Linked DNA regions of Homo sapiens: region 2 is linked to region 1. Evidence: read pairs that join two places in POLR2A ChIA-PET (ENCODE). Cell type or tissue: Panc1. All regions are shown on one strand.

Region 1 (8,000 bases):
GATTGTGAATTTTTGGAAGCATTAATTCCAAAAAATAGAGTATGGCCTGTGACAGGCATTGATTTACCTATGTTATCGTTTTACACCAGGGGCTATAGTCTCTGACCCCAAAAGCAATCTTTATGCTTTCTAGAACCAACAAGTTTAAAAATCTTGTTGTAAGCTTATTGCATTTCTGATTCTACCCTTAAAAATATGCTGAATGACCTTGGAGGAAATTGCTTATGTTCTCCAGTCTTATTTATTTTCTAGGAAAACAATACATGTTATTGTGACTAGATTATTTTAAAAATTACCTGCATGTAGGTGAATGCAGTGGCTTCATTTTGTTATTTATGATGCTGCCTCAATTTAGGATATGTTTAGAAATTTTTTCTTTTTCCCAGATGAAAATGTATTATGATGTTTATGTGATGTTTGAATGAGACACAGCTTTATTTTGGATTTCAGTTTAACGTATGACTTATTCCCCTTCCAAAATAGATTGAAACCCACACCAGGGACGTCATGCAGCTTACCATAACATTGGAAACCATGCACCAATTTTTTGTTTCTGTTATAGACGTTTAATGCATATGGAAAATAGGATGCCTTTTATATAGCTTAGTTCTTCTTCCTTAATGCTTGTGAAATGTATAATTGACATGTGAGTCAATTTAAAAAATTGATGAAAAACATGAAAAAACAGTTTTTTTAAATAAGTAAATTGACCTGTGAAATGCAGAAAAAATATTTGAGAGTATAGAAAGATAGTTTTTGTCTTATTTTAGTCCTATCCTATTTAATGAAGCCACCTTATGTAGCACCTTGGTTCAGATTGAAAATGACTACCGAGGAGGTTCTGGGGAGAACGGAAAGAGGGAGAAGCTGCCAGGAATGCACTTTAAAAGAGACAGGGGAGGGGAAGCCTGTTCATTTCATTCAGCATAGCATGATGCTCTCCTTACATAAAATGCCATTTCTTTTTCTTTTTCACCTATCTAAAGTCTTCCTCTGTAATTCCAGATCAAATCTCATCTTCTCCATAAAAATATGTCTGGATGCTTGGTATCCATATCCATATCCATATCCATATCTATATCCATATCCATATCATATGATATTGGTATCATCATAGCAATATTTACTTCTGACATGATGTGCCAGGCATTTTTACAAGCATTTTCAAAATAATAATTTACTGAATTCTCACATCTAACCTAAAAGGTTTCCATTTTACAGATGAGGGTGTGGAGGTTTCTGGAAGGCAAGGATTTGACCTTTAGCTTCATAACTAGAAACTGTTAAAATTGGGATTGGAATTCACAGAGCACCCAGAATGAGTACACTTAATTCATATGTTTACATTCCATCTTTTTCTTTGAAGTCTTAGGGCACCTTTCTATTTTAAACTTTTATTCTTTTTTTATTTTATGCTGCTATTTATCTTTTTCATACAATTATCTGTACTTAAGGGTGTAGAGTGTAAATTTCTTGAATACAAGGACACAGAGAAGAATCCTGTAATGATACTGAAGGAGCTGCTAAGTTTCTGCTAGATTAATGAGACTGAAAAAACCTCAGAACCTGTTGGGCATCTGGTCTCCTTCAGTACATTTCCATAATTTACAAGAAGTTTTTCAATCGTGGTGCTGCGGTCTTTTGGGGCTGGATAATTGTTTTGGGCTGTTGGCTGTATACGTTGTTGGATATTTACTAGCATCTGGAGCATCTACATGCTAGGTGCCAGTAATGCTCTCTTCTCCCATCCAGAATTGTGAGAACATGTCTCCAGACTTAACAGTGTTACATGGGACACAAAATCAACCTTGGCTGAGAACCACTGCTTTTGACTTTTCTTGTCTATTATGTGAAAAAATTTTGCAGAATTGTAAAACTACACAAATTCTGCTTCTGTCACCATTTGACTAAGTTCAACTTTCCAGATAATGTACATTCTGTCTCTTCATTTATTTTCATGGGAACTTGTGAGCCATTTCAGTACATCACTCAGGAGTCTCCCTAGACTTACTTCCTCTTAAAGCCAAACACAAACCATTTCTTCAACTTTTTAAAAGAGAATATTTCCATACCTTTCAACATCTTGCTTTCTCTCTTGTTTAGGTTATCCAGATCATCCATGATTACTGTAAAATATGTAACTAAATCTAAAGTAGTTGTTGGACACCTGTTTTCTGTCATTGGAACATTTAAAGCCTGCGTCTGCAATAAAATGTTGCATTAAAATTATTCTTTTCACAGATCTTTTTTTAGGTTAAAAAATTACTTTGTAAGATTAATATATGGATGTAGAAATTAGTGATAAATATTTAAAATTGCTCCTGTAAGTGATAAGTTCAGTTGTTTCTACAGTAGTCCTCCATCTGTGGTTTTGCTTTCTGCAGTTTTGGTTACTCTCTGACCAAAAATGTTAAAGTGGGAAATTCCAGAAATAAACAACAAGTTTTAAATTGTATGCTGTTTTGAGTAGTGTGATGAAATCTCTAGCTGTCCTGCTTCATCCCACCAGGATGTGAATTATCCCCTTGTCTGGAGGAGCTATTCTGTATATCCTGCCCACCTGCTAGTTACTCTGTAGCCATCTTAGTTATCAGATTGACTGTCTCGGGAATGAAGTGCCTGTGTTCAAGTCACTCTCTTTTACTTAATAATTGTCTTAAGTGAAAGAATAGTGATGCTGGCAATTCGGATGTGCCAAAGAGAAGCTGTACAGTGCTTCCTTTAAGTAAAATGGTGAAAGTTTCTGACTTAAGGAGAGAAAAAACCACATATGCTGACGTTTCTAAGATCTAAGGTAAGAACAAACCTTCTGTGTGAAATTATGAACAGCATATTGTCATAATTATTCTATGTTATTATTTTTAATCTCTTACTGTGCCTAATTTATAATGAAAATTATTCATATGTGTGTATATATAGGCAAAAATGTAGTATATATAGGCAAAAATGTAGTATATATAGGACTCAGTACTATCTGCGGTTTCAGACATCAACTGGGAGTCTTGGAACACATCCCCTACAGATAAGGGTGGACTACTGTATATTTTAATACTGTATCTTTTAAGGTATATATATATATATTTTTTTTTCCTGATGTATTCTTTCATTTCCAATGACCTGCACGACACCTGACAAGTAAAGTGCTGGTTTAAATTCCGGGCAGTGGCTGTCTGGAATTTTGAAATGACTTTATAAGTTTAGTAATTTCTACGAGATCTAAAATTAAAAAGCAGATATAGGATGTGAGACTCCATTAATTAAAAACCCGTGGTAGCTGGATTATTTGGATGACGTCTTCATCAGTTCAATAGGCGATAACGTAATGGGCCATGTATTAGTTTTTTTACCCAAAATAACTCTAGTAGCTCCTCTGCCTTTGGAAAGGGGAAGAAAGTGTGGGAAGGACTGTGGCTTGTGGTTTCAATGCCAGCTTAGCTACAGGAAAATAGAACAGCAGTTAGAGTTCTTTGACTTTTTACTCAAGGCTTTGACTCCTGGATGGTACCTCAGTACGAACCTGGGGCCTGGGGGACCTCACCACCCTGAAGAGAAGGACACAGACCTGACTGGCTTTGAGACTGGTTGATTGTAGAGCCACAGGGCCTTGAGCAAACATAAGTAGTAGCCAGGGAGTGGTTACAGCAGGCCTTGGTGGGAACTTAGTGTTGTACTGACTGTAGGTCTGACCCGGCACAATTGTAGTGGTGATGGTGGCCACAGGGGTGCTTGTGTCTCTCCACCCCAACCTTTAGGAGGCTCAGAACAGAGAAAGTGAGAGAGAGAGACTATATATATTTTGAAAAAGGAAGGGAAGAGAACAAGAGTTTCTGCCTGGTAATCTAGAGAATTCTCTCAGATCATGTCCAAGACCCTCAAGGCAAGACCTCTATGAGTCTGCAAAAATCACAGCATTACTGGGCTTGGGGTGTCCCTTAAATAAAAACAGCTTAGATCTCAATACCAAGTCTTTGCAAATATCTGAAAAGCCTTTCCAAAAAGGACAGGTACAAATAAACCCAGAAAGGGAAGACTGTAATAAATACCTAACTCTTCAACGCACAGATACTAAAGAACATCTACAAGTATCAACACCATCCAGGAAAACAGGACCTAACCAAATGAACTCAATAAGGCACCACGGACCAATCCTGGAAAAACAGAGATATGTGAACTTTCAGACAGAGAACTCAAAATAGCTGGTTGAAGAAACACAAATAAATTCAAGATAACACAGACAAGGAATTCAGAATTCTAACACATGAATTATTTATGGGTTCTAAAAATCAAAATAATTGAACTCATGGATATAGAGAGTAGAAGGATGGTTATCAGAGGCTGGGAAGAGTAATGGGGCCTGGGAGAAGGATTATTAATAGGTTAAAAATAGATGAATGAATAAGTTCTACCATTTGATAGCACAAAAGGGTGAGTATAGTCAATAATAACTGTACATTTTAACATAACTTAAAGAGTGTAATTGAATTGCTTGAAACTCAATACATAAATGCTTAAGGGGGATGGATATCCCATTCTAACGATGTACCTATTTCACGTTGCATGCTTATGTCAAAACATCTCATGTACCCCAGAACTATATACAGCTATTATGTACCCATAAAAATAAAAAATATAAAAAGAAAATGTCCTTCAATTTAGGATATTAGTCTTTGAAATTTTATTCACAAATTGACCCAGTTCCTTTTCCTCTCTTCTTTGAAGTTGTCTTTTAAAGTATTCTACCTCATAGACTAGTATTATTTTGTATTTTATCTTATCTCTTTTGTTTTAGTTTTGCCCATGAGTAGTTGTTCTCAAATTTATCTTCCAAACCCTCTGGTGAAAAGTAAATTATTTTAATCATATTGTGAGTTTGCCAAACTCTATTTTTGTTCTTGCTGCTACTTGAATGAAATCCACTTTCTCTAGTCAGCTACATCAATAGCCACTGTCTCTCTATTTTTCAGTTTTCAGAATTGTGTTGCTGCTTTTTTCTTTCCTGTTCTCTTTACTGTGAAGAGTTAGCCAATTTAAATCTTATTTTTAAAGACAGACTTTACTTTCAAAGCAGCTGTATGGTCACAGAGTAATTGATTAGAAGGTACACAGATTCTCTATATACCCGCTGTACCCATATATGCAAGCTTCCCCTACTACCAACATCTCACATCACAGTGGTACATTTTTTTACAACTGATGAACTGACATTGACAAATCTTAATTATCTGAAGTCCATAGTTCATATTAAGTTTCATGCTTGATGTACATTCTACATGTTTTGACAAATGTATAATGACATGTATATATCATTACAATATCATACAGAATACTTTCACTGCCCCCAAATCCTGTGCTCCACTCACTTATCTTCCCCTTCCCTCTAACTGCTGGAAATCATTGCTTTTTAAATTATCTCTATAGTTTTGCCTTTTCTAGAATGTCATATAGTTGGAATTATGCAGTATGTCATCTTTTCAGATCAGCTTCTTTCACTTAGTAATATTTATTCAAGTTTCCCTCATGTCTTTTCATGGCTTGATTGTTCGTATCTTTTTTTTTTTTTTTTTTTTGAGACGAAGTCTCGCTCTTGTCCCCAGGCTGAAGTGCAATGGCACAATCTCGGCTCACTGCAACCTCCGCCTCCTGGGTTCAAGTGATTCTCCTGCCTCAGCCTCCTGAGTAGCTGGGATTACAGGTGCCTGCCACAACGCCCGGCTAATGTTTGTATTTTTAGTAGAGATGGGGTTTTATCATGTTGGCCAGGCTGATCTCGAACTCTTGACCTCAGGTGATCCGCCCTCCTTGGCCTCCCAAAGTGCCAAAGTGCTGGGATTACAGGCGTGAGCCACCACGCCCAGCTGCTCGTATCTTTTTAATACTGAATAATCTTCTATTGTCTGGATGTACCACAAGTTTTTAGAAATCCATTCCACTACTGAGGAACATCTTGATTACTTCCAAGTTTTGGCAGTTATGAATAAAGCTGTAATAAACACTCATATGGTGATTTCTGTGTGGAAAAAACGTTTTATACCAAAGGTCAACTAGATTTTTGTTTATCCTCTATATTATATTCTAGGAGATTTACAGTTTTGCACTTCACATTTAGGTAAATAATTCATTTTGAGTTAATTTTTGTGAAAGATAAAAGACCTGTACCTAGATTTATTAATTTTTGCATGCAGATGGTTTCATTGGTCTGTTTTCATGCTGCTGATAAAGACATACCTGAGACTGGGAAATTTACAGAAGAAAGAGGTTTAGTGGACTTACACTTTCACATTGGTTGGGGAGGCCTCACAATCATGGCAGAAGGCAAGAAGGAGCAAGTCACATCTTACATGGATGTCAGCAGGCAAAAAGAGAGCTTATGCAGGAAAACTCCCCCTTATGAAACCATCAGATTTCATGAGACTCATTCACTATCATGAGAACAGCATGGGAAACACCCACGCCCATGATTCAATGACCTCCCACTGGGTCCCTCCCACAACACATAGAAATTCAGATGAAATTTGTGGGGGGACACAGCCAAACCATATCATTCCACCCCTGGCCCTTCCTAAATCACATGTTCTCACATTTCAAAACCAATCATGCCTTCCTAACAGTCCCCTGAAATCTTTACTCAGTTCACCATTAACTCAAAAGTCTGCAGTCCAGAGTCTCATCTGAGATAAGGCAAGTCCCTTCCGCCTATGAGCCTGCAAAATCAAAAGCAGGTTAGTTACTTCCTAGATACAATGGGTGTACAGGCATTGGGTAAATATAACCATTCTAAATTGGAAAAATTGGCCAAAACAAAGGGGCTACAGGCCCCATGCAATTCCAAAATCTGTGCAGTCAAATCTTAAAACTCCCAAAATGATCTCATTTGACTCCATGTCTCGTATCCAAGTCACACTGATACAAGAGGTGGACTTACACGACCTTAGGCAGCTCTGCCCCTGTGGCTTTGCAGGTTATAACCCCCCTCCTGGCTGCCTTCACAAGCTGGTGTTGAGTGTCTGCAGCTTTTCCAGGCACACGTGGCAAGCTGGCGGTGGATCTACCATTCCGGGGTCAGGAGTATGGTGGTCCTCTTCTCACAGTTCATACTAGGCAGTGCCCCAGAAGAGAATCTGTATGTGGACTCTGACCCCACATCTCCCTTCTGCACTGCCCTAGCAGAGGTTCTCCATGAGGGCCCTGCCCCTGCAGCAAACTTCTGCCTGGGCATCCAGGTATTTCCATACATCTTCTGAAATATAGGCTGAGGTTCCATTGTCAGGCTGCAAATTTTAAAACTTTTATGCTGTTTCCCTTTTAAAACTGAATGCCCTTAATAGCATCCAGGTCACATCTTGAATGCTTTGCTGCTTAGAAATTTCTTCTGCCAGATACCATAAATCATCTCTGTTAAGCTCAAAGTTCCACAAATCTCTAGGGCAGGGGCAAAATGCTGCTAGTCTCTTTGCTAAAACATAACAACAGTATCTTTGATTAAGTTCCCAACAAGTTCCTCATCTCCATCTGAGACCACCTGAGCCTGGATTTCATTGTCCATATAATTATCAGCATTTTTGTCAAATCCATTAATGAGTCTAGGGAGTTCCAAATCTTCCCACATTTTCCTGTCTTCTTCTGAGCCCTCCAAACTCTTCCAAGTTCTATCTGTTACCCCATTCCAAAGTTGCTTCCACATTTTCATGTGTCTTTTCAGCAGCACCCCACTCTACTGGTACCAATTTACTGCATTAGTTCGTTTTCACACTGCTGATAAAGACATGCCTGAGACTGGGCAATTTACAAAAGAAAGAGGTTTAATGGACTCTCAGTTCCACGTGGCTGGGGAGGTCTCACAATCATGGCAGAAGGTGAAAGGCACGTCTCACATGGTGGCAGACAAGAGAAGAGATCTTGTGGAGGGAAACTCCCCTTTATAAAACCATCAGATCTGATGAGACTTTTTCGCTATCATGAGAATAGCACAGTAAAGACCCACTCCCGTGATTCAGTTTCTT
Region 2 (8,000 bases), 220 kb before region 1:
CAGGGAGAACTATGTACAGAGTACGGCAGAGATACTCAGAAAAGAAAAATACATGGTGAAGAGCTAATAGCTGAAACTTGAGAGGAAATCCCCCTAAAAGCACACACCCAAGTGGTGCAACAGATAGATATTTCTGGCAGGGCAATGTTTATTGGCATCTGCATGTCAACAAATATTAATGTCACATCAGTCAGAATCGACATTATTAAAATGTCAAAAAGTAACATGGTGGTGAGGCTGTGGAGAAAGGGAACACTTATACACTCTTGGAAGGAATGTAAATTTGTTCAGCCACTATGTTAAAGCAGTTTGGAGATTTCTCAAAGAACTTAAAACAGGATGAGCATTTGACCTAGGAATCCCATTACTGAATATATATCCAAAGGAAAATTAATCGTTCTACCAAAAAGACCCCTGCACGTCTGTGTTCATCACAACACTGTTAACAATAGCAAAGACATGGAATCAACCTAGGTGCCCATCAATGATGCACTGGATAAAGAAAATGTATATATACACCATGGAATACTACACAGCCATAAAAAAGAGTGAAACCATGTCCTTTGTTGCGACATGAATGCAGCTGGAGTCCATTATTCTATGCAAAGTAATGCAAGAACAGAGAACCAAATACCACATGTTCTTACTTACAAGTGGGAGCTAAGCATTGGGCAAACATGGAGCTAAAGATGGAAACAATAGGCACTGGGGACAATTAGCAGGGGTAGAGAGGGAGGGTGGCAAAGGCTAAAAAATGACCTAAGTATTATGCTCACTACTTGGGTGATGGGATCATTTCTACCCTAAAACTCAGCATCATGCAATACACACATGTAACAAACCTGCATATGCACCCCCAAATTTAAAATAATAGTTGAAATTATTTAAAAAGCCCAAATAACTTATTTCAACTATTACACACACACATGCGTGCACATACACACACACACACACACATATTTATTTAAGTACAGGGGTACATGTACAGGTTTCTTACATAGGTAAACTCATGTCATGGGCTTGTTGTACAGATTATTTTGTCACCCAGGTGTTAAGCCTAGTACCCATTAGATATTTTTCCTGATCGTTTTCCTCCTCCCACCCTTCACCCTCAGGCCCCAGTTTCTGTTGTTTCCCTCTATGTGTCCGTGTGTTCTCATCCTTTAGCACCCACTTATAAGTGAGAACATGAAGTAGCTGGTTTTCTGTTCATGCATTAGTTTGCTAAGGATAATGGTTTCCAGCTCCATTCACGTCCCTGCAAGGCACATGACCTCATTCATTTTTATGGCTGCATAGTATTCCATTGTGTATATGTACCACATTTTCTTTATCCAGTCTAGCACTGATGGTCATTTAGGTTGATTCCATGTCTTTTCTATTGTGAATAGTGCTGTAATGAACATACACATTCATGTATCTTTATGGTAGAACAATTTATATTCCTTTGGGTATATACCTAGTAATGGGATTGCTGGGTCAAATAGTAGTTCCCTTTTTAATTCTTTGAGGAATTACCACACTGCTTTCCACAGTGGTTGAACTAATTTACACTCCCACTAGCAGGATATAAGTATCCCCTTATCTCCACAACCTTGCCAGCATCTGTTATTTTTTGACTTTTTAGTAATAGCCATTCTGACTGGTATGAGATGGTATCTCATTGTGGTTTTGATCTGTATTTCTCTAATGATCAGTGATGTTGAGCTCTTTTTCGTATGCTTCTTGGCCACATACATGTCTTCTTTTGGAAAGTTCATGTCCTTTTACCATTTTTTAATGGGGTTTGTATTAGTTCATTTTCATGCTGCTATAAAGACATACCTGAGACTGGGCAATTTACAAAAGAAAGGTTTATTGGACTTAGGGTTTCATGTGACTGGAGAGGTCTCACAATCATGGCAGACGGTGAAAGGCACATCTCACATGGCAACAGACAAGAGAAGAGAGCTTGTGCAGGGGGACTCTCCCTTTTTAAAATATGAGTCTCATGAGACTCATTCACTATCATGAGAACAGCTTGAGAACAGCACGGGAAAGACCTGCCCCCATGATTCAATTACCTCCCACTAGGTCTCTCCCACAACACGTGGGAATTCAATATGAGATTTGGGTGGGGACACAGCCAAACCATATGGGGGTTGTTTGTTTTTTTCTTAGTTGTTTTTTTTCTTATACATTTAAGTTCCTTATAGATGCTGGATATTAGACTATTGTCAGATGCACAGTTTGCAGAAATTTTCTCCCATTCTGTGGGTTGTCTCTGTTTACTATGTGATAATTTATTTTACGGTGCAGAAGCTCTTTAGTTTAATTAGATCCCATTTGTCAATTTTTGCTTCTGTTACAATTGCTTTTGGTGTTTTCAACTTGAAATCTTTGACAGGTCCTATGTCTAGAGTGGTACTGTCTAGACTGGCTTCCAGGGACTTTATAGCTTTGGGTTTTACATTTAAGTCTTTCATTCATCTTCAGTTGATTTTTGGATAGGGTGTAAGTGTTAGAGGCATTGAAACCAGAATGACTCCATCTTGAGTGAGGGCCAGGAAAATGAGGCTGGGACTTGCTAGGCTACATTCCAGAAGTTAGGTATTCCTAGCCTCTAGGTGTTTATGGTTAAGGGAGCAGATGGATAATGTTTGCTAAACAGATCCAGACTTAGGAGTGTCCTAATACCTCAATATCTTAAGAACAAAGGCATTCCTGATTTTGCTTTAAAGATAATAATACTAATTCTTGCAAAATATAGTATTAAGAAAATTAATCCTTTATCACAAAGGCTTGTATCACAGCACATCTCCCCATGATCTTTTTTTTTATCCTACATATACGAGTAGTGTACTTTGGGTGGACGCATTTCTCCTCTTACTTTCAGGAACACCCTACTCTTTCTACGGAGTAGCTGTTCTTTCACCGCTTTACTTTCTTAATAAACTTGCTTTTCCTTTGCACTGTGGACTCGCCCTGAAATCTTTCTTGCGCCAGATCCAAGAACCCTCCCGTGGGCTCTGGATTGGGACCTCTTTCTTGTAACATAAGGAAGGGGTCCATTTTCAATCTTCTGCATATGGCTAAGAAGTTATCGTAGCACCATTTATTAAATCAGGAGTCCTTTTCCTGTTGCTTGTTTTTGTCCGCTTTGTTGAAGATCAGATGGCTGTAGATTTGCAGCCTTATTTCTGGGCTCTGTATTCTGTTCCATTGGTCTATGTGCCTGTTTTTGTACCAGTAGCATGCTATTTTAGTTAACGTAGCACTGTAGTACAGTTTAAAGTTGGGTAGCATGATGCCTCCAGCTTTGTTCTTTTTGCTTAGGATTGCCTTGGCTGTTTGGGCTCCTTTTTTGTTCCATATGAATTAAAAAAAATTTTTTTTTCTAGTTCTGTGAAAAATGTCATTGGTAGTTTCATAGGAATAGCATTGAATCTATAAATTGCTTTGAACAATATGGCCACTTTAACAATATTGATTCTTTCTATCCATGAGCATGGAATGTTTTTCTGTTTGTTTGTGTCACCTCTGATTTCTTTGAGCAGTGTTTTGTAGTTCTCATTGTAGAGGTCTTTTGCCTGCCTAGTTACCTGTATTCCTGGGTATGTTATTCTTACAAACAGTAAATATTAATGGACTTATCCATCCATTAAAAGAAATGGATTTTCATATTACACCATAAACGAAACTAACTCTAGGTTAAAAATCACATCAGTGAGCAAGACAATCTAGAAAATCTGGGAGAGAAATGGGCAAATGTATTTCCAGGCCAAATGCAAATAAAAATAATGTGGAGATCTTGACTTTAAGATATTAAACAAAATGCAATTTAGTCCATCAATTATTCAAAGAAGAAGAGAAGGCCCTTTGTAATGCTAATATGAGGAATTTAAAATGGAGATATACAGAAGTAGCTGAGAAAATATAGAAGACGAAAGGAGAAAATATCCACTTACTGCAAGCGAATGAATTTACCTTTCTTAGTCTATGACAGATCAAACTGGACAAAATTTAAGGCTATGATGAAATAAATAACATAATTTTAAAAGTTCCTTTGATTGGTATGTACCAAACTTTGATCCCTGAAAAATAAGAATAATGGATTTTTTTAAGTGTCCTTGTTGCATTTATGAAAATTAACCATTTAAAAGCTCATGAAGCAACCTCAAGAAATTCCATAAAATGTAAATAGTATAGAAAATTTATCTGATTGAAATGTGGTAAAAATAGAAAATATAACAAAACCAGAAAATAAAAAGGTACTTCTGTCTGGAAATTAAAAGAAACAAACAAAGCAATAACTTTTAAACTTCTCTAGAATTAATATACAATGCAACCTGGAATTGTAGAATTCCTAGAAAACAATAAAAACATTACATTGAATAACTATGGAATTCACTGAAGGAGTGCTAAAAAGAAATGCACAGACTTAAATAGTTATATAACAATAAAGAAAATTTAAATAAAGTTATGAAGCATCCGAATCTAGAGATTATAAAATAACCCCAAAATGCATTCAAATACAGAAAAAATGTAAAATAAATATGAAAGCTGTTTGTTTTGAGAAAAAATGGGATTAATCACTATTTAATCCACTGATAAAAAACAAAATGCACTAAAAACAAGTGACAATAGGTAAAAGCTCAGAGAAACAGAGGAAAATTTAAAAACTCATTAGATACCACTTAACTCAGATCACTCCATAATAGTATAGAGAGATAATCCTCAATACAAACAGCTACTCTTTACTCCATTGTGTAGGTAGACATATTTTATTCAACTGGCCTCCTATTGACAGTAGTTTAGGCTTTCCAGCTTTTTGCTATTATAAATAGTGCTGCAATGAATTGTTTTGTGCATATGTCTTTTTATGTTTTTGCTAATAAATATCTGGTCTAGGTCTCTAGAATTAGAATGACATGTTCAAAAGGTAAAATGCACATGCAATTTTGCTAGATATTACTAAGTTCGCCTCTAATTTTTTTTGTTTTCATGAGAAGTATATGAAAATGACACCTACATCTTTTTTGAAGAAAGAAACTATACCAACTGACTCTAAATCTAATGTAAGAAAATAAACAAGAATAAATAGAAAAACTTTGTAAAAGAAGAGCAATGAGGATAGAATAAGACATATAAGATTTAAAACATATTATAAAGACTTACTAATTAAATTAATGTGATAGAGATCCATGAAATAGAATAGAAAGTGCAGAAATAAGTTATAATACTTAAGGAAATTTAGCATATGGGTAAGATTGTTTTCATTAGGGAAGAAGAAGGGTTAATCAATAGAGATAGCTGGACAAATAATAACTATCTGGTAAAAATAATGATGGATTTATATCTCACAACGTCTACTAGGATGACATCCAAATGTCTTAAGAGACTACATGTAAAAATTTGAAATCATATGTACTCAAAATAAAAGAATTTGCTAAAAATATTTGGAGTGGAAAATTTTAATTGAAAATGCAGATGGCATAAAAGAGGTTTGAAAATTTAATTATCTAAAAAACACGTGAATTGCCTTTCAAAAAATAACATAAGCAGAGTCAAAATATAAAAGATTAATTTGGAAACAGTATTTTCAGCTCTTCTATGCTGAAAACACCTGGAGAAAGACCAACCATCAGGTCTAATTTTCCACTGGAATGTGTTGCTCTGGACATGCCAGGTGTTTACATCTGGCACTTCTTCTAATTGGGCTGGCATCTTTTGCCACTGGCTGGGAATCGTGCCAAATAGATTGTTAAAATTTTTGAATGTCAAACTTTCTAATAACTCAGCAGAGAAAAGGACAAATAATATGAACAGACAGTTCACAGAAAATAATGCAAAGTGGATATTTAACATACGGGAAAATTCTCAACCTTATTAAAAAAGCTTGTTGAATGCCTATTTTTAATCTATCACGTGAGCAAAAAATGGAAAAAATCTGAGATATTTTGAGCTGGGCTCTGGGAACATGGGTTCTCTCATCCATTTCTGGTGAGGGTGTAACTTGGTTCGATCTCTGTGGATGGCAATTTGCTAATTCTTGTCAAAATTACAAAGACAAATAGAATTTGACAAACTCATTGACTTCTGGGACTTTATTGCTGTAATATACTTGCACATCCAAATGTGATTCTTAAACAAGGTTATTAATTGGATAATTATTTGTAGTTGGAAAAGCTTAGGGACAACCTAAATGTCCTCTAAAAGGGTACTAGTTATGAAATATAAGTTTTCAATACAATGCAATGATGTCCAACTGTAAAATACAACAAATTTCTGTAATATTATGGAAAGATTATTCAAATACTTTGTTAAATAAAAAGTGTAAGTCACAGGACAGTGTGCATGGCATGCTGACCTGGTGTATAAATGGTAGACAAATATAGAAAATAATGTATGCTTTTTTATTTTATATGCTTGAAGGAAATTTGGAAAGATACACAATAAAGTGGTTACCTGGTGAGGATGGTTGGGGGAGGTGTGCTGAACAAACAGAGCAGAGTAGTGGCAGGAATTCCTTCCCATTCATAACTTTTCTTTACATTTTTAATTTTTAGAAACGTGAAATGCACTAGCTATTTAATTATTAAGTGAAAAAATAAGAAGAATATAGAATAAAACTATAACTATTGAAGAAGTAGAAAAATATATCTCACTGCAGAGATTGCAATCTATTTTGCTTGCTCTTAAGATTAGCCCTGGCTTTCATCTAAATTTTTCCAGGGAGTGAGATTACTCTTTTCCCTCTGGTCACAGGAGAATCTCTCCTTTGTACAAACCATAGAGCTATTATCTACTAGTAAAAGGCATTTTCTTATCCTCATGCTAATCTCTCCCTATGAATATTTTGATATTTATAACCACTCTGGACATGTTCTTCCACCTCAACTAACTGCAGGAACTGGGTATCAAAATTTGGTTGTGTTCCATTCACTTGTTATGTCATAATTTCAGGCTCCTCTTCCTACAGCTTGCTTTATTGGATTTCATCATTGTCGATCACGTTTGCTTCCTGACCACTCTCTCTGGCTCTTGACCTAGAGTTCTTTCTTTCTTCACCAGTCCCTTGGAATTAATGATCACGTTTTTTCTGGACACCTGGGATTCTTAATCTTGATCATTGATCATCGAAGCATTCATTGGGATGCTTGATCATTCGAGCTTATCTTTAATGGGAAGACCCACTTTTTGTTTGTTTGTTTGTTTTTGTTTTTGTTTTGAAGACAGTGTCTCCCTCTGTTGCCCGAGCTGGAGTGTAGTGATCTGATCACGGCTCACTGCAGAGTTGACCTTTCAGGCACAAGTGATCCTCCCAGTTCAGCCTTTTGATTAGCTGGAACTACAGGCACAGGCCACCATCCCTAGCTAATTTTTTAGCCAGGCAGAGACAGGGAGAGAGGGTTTTGCCATATTGCCCAAGCTGGTCTTGAACCCCTGGGCTCAAGTAATCCACCCACCGTGGCTTCTCAAAGTGCTGGGATTACAGGCATGAGCCACTGCACCCTGTTTCATGCGCGTCCGTGTGAAGAGACCACCAAACAGGCTTTGTGTGAGCAACATGGCTGTTTATTTCACCTGGGTGCAGGCGGGCTGAGTCCGAAAAGAGAGTCAGCGAAGGGAGATAAGGGTGGGGCCGTTTTATAGGATTTGGGTAGGTAAAGGAAAATTACAGTCAAAGGGGGTTTGTTCTCTGGCGGGCAGGAGTAGGGGTCGCAAGGTGCTCGGTGGGGGTGTTTTCTGAGCCAGGATGAGCTAGGAAAAGGACTTTCACAAGGTAATGTCATCACTTAAGGCAAGAACCGGCCATTTACACTTCTTTTATGGTGGAATGTCATCAGTTAAGGTGGGGCAGGGCATATTCACTTCTTTTCTGATTCTTCAGTTACTTCAGGCCATCTGGGCGTATACGTGCAAGTCACAGGGGATGCGATGGCTTGGCTTGGGCTCAGAGGCCTGACATTCCTGCCTTCTTATACTAATAAGAAAAATAAAACAAAATAGTGTTGAAG

Evidence for each region. Peaks named below come from ENCODE experiments on the same cell type or tissue, not always from the same donor. Only the 100,000 strongest peaks of a DNase experiment are listed, where the experiment ranks them.
Region 2: POLR2A ChIA-PET joins it to region 1 with 9 read pairs; 2 of 35 experiments call an interaction of 5 or more read pairs at or near these places.

Annotation. Positions count from the first base shown.
Region 1 is chr6:141,799,493-141,807,492 of GRCh38, reverse strand. It overlaps LOC105378030 (a long non-coding RNA gene), which reads left to right and starts at 5,548. Exons shown (of 3, transcript XR_001744392.2): 1 at 5,548-8,000. In Panc1, no CTCF peak of the experiment used is centred here; no DNase peak of the experiment used is centred here.
Region 2 is chr6:142,021,282-142,029,281 of GRCh38, reverse strand. All of the region lies in intron 1 of LOC105378031 (a long non-coding RNA gene), which reads left to right. Among named protein-coding and RNA genes, the nearest start is that of GJE1, 110 kb to the left of the region's middle. In Panc1, no CTCF peak of the experiment used is centred here; no DNase peak of the experiment used is centred here; H3K4me3 peaks cover 1,962 bases; H3K27ac peaks cover 3,773 bases.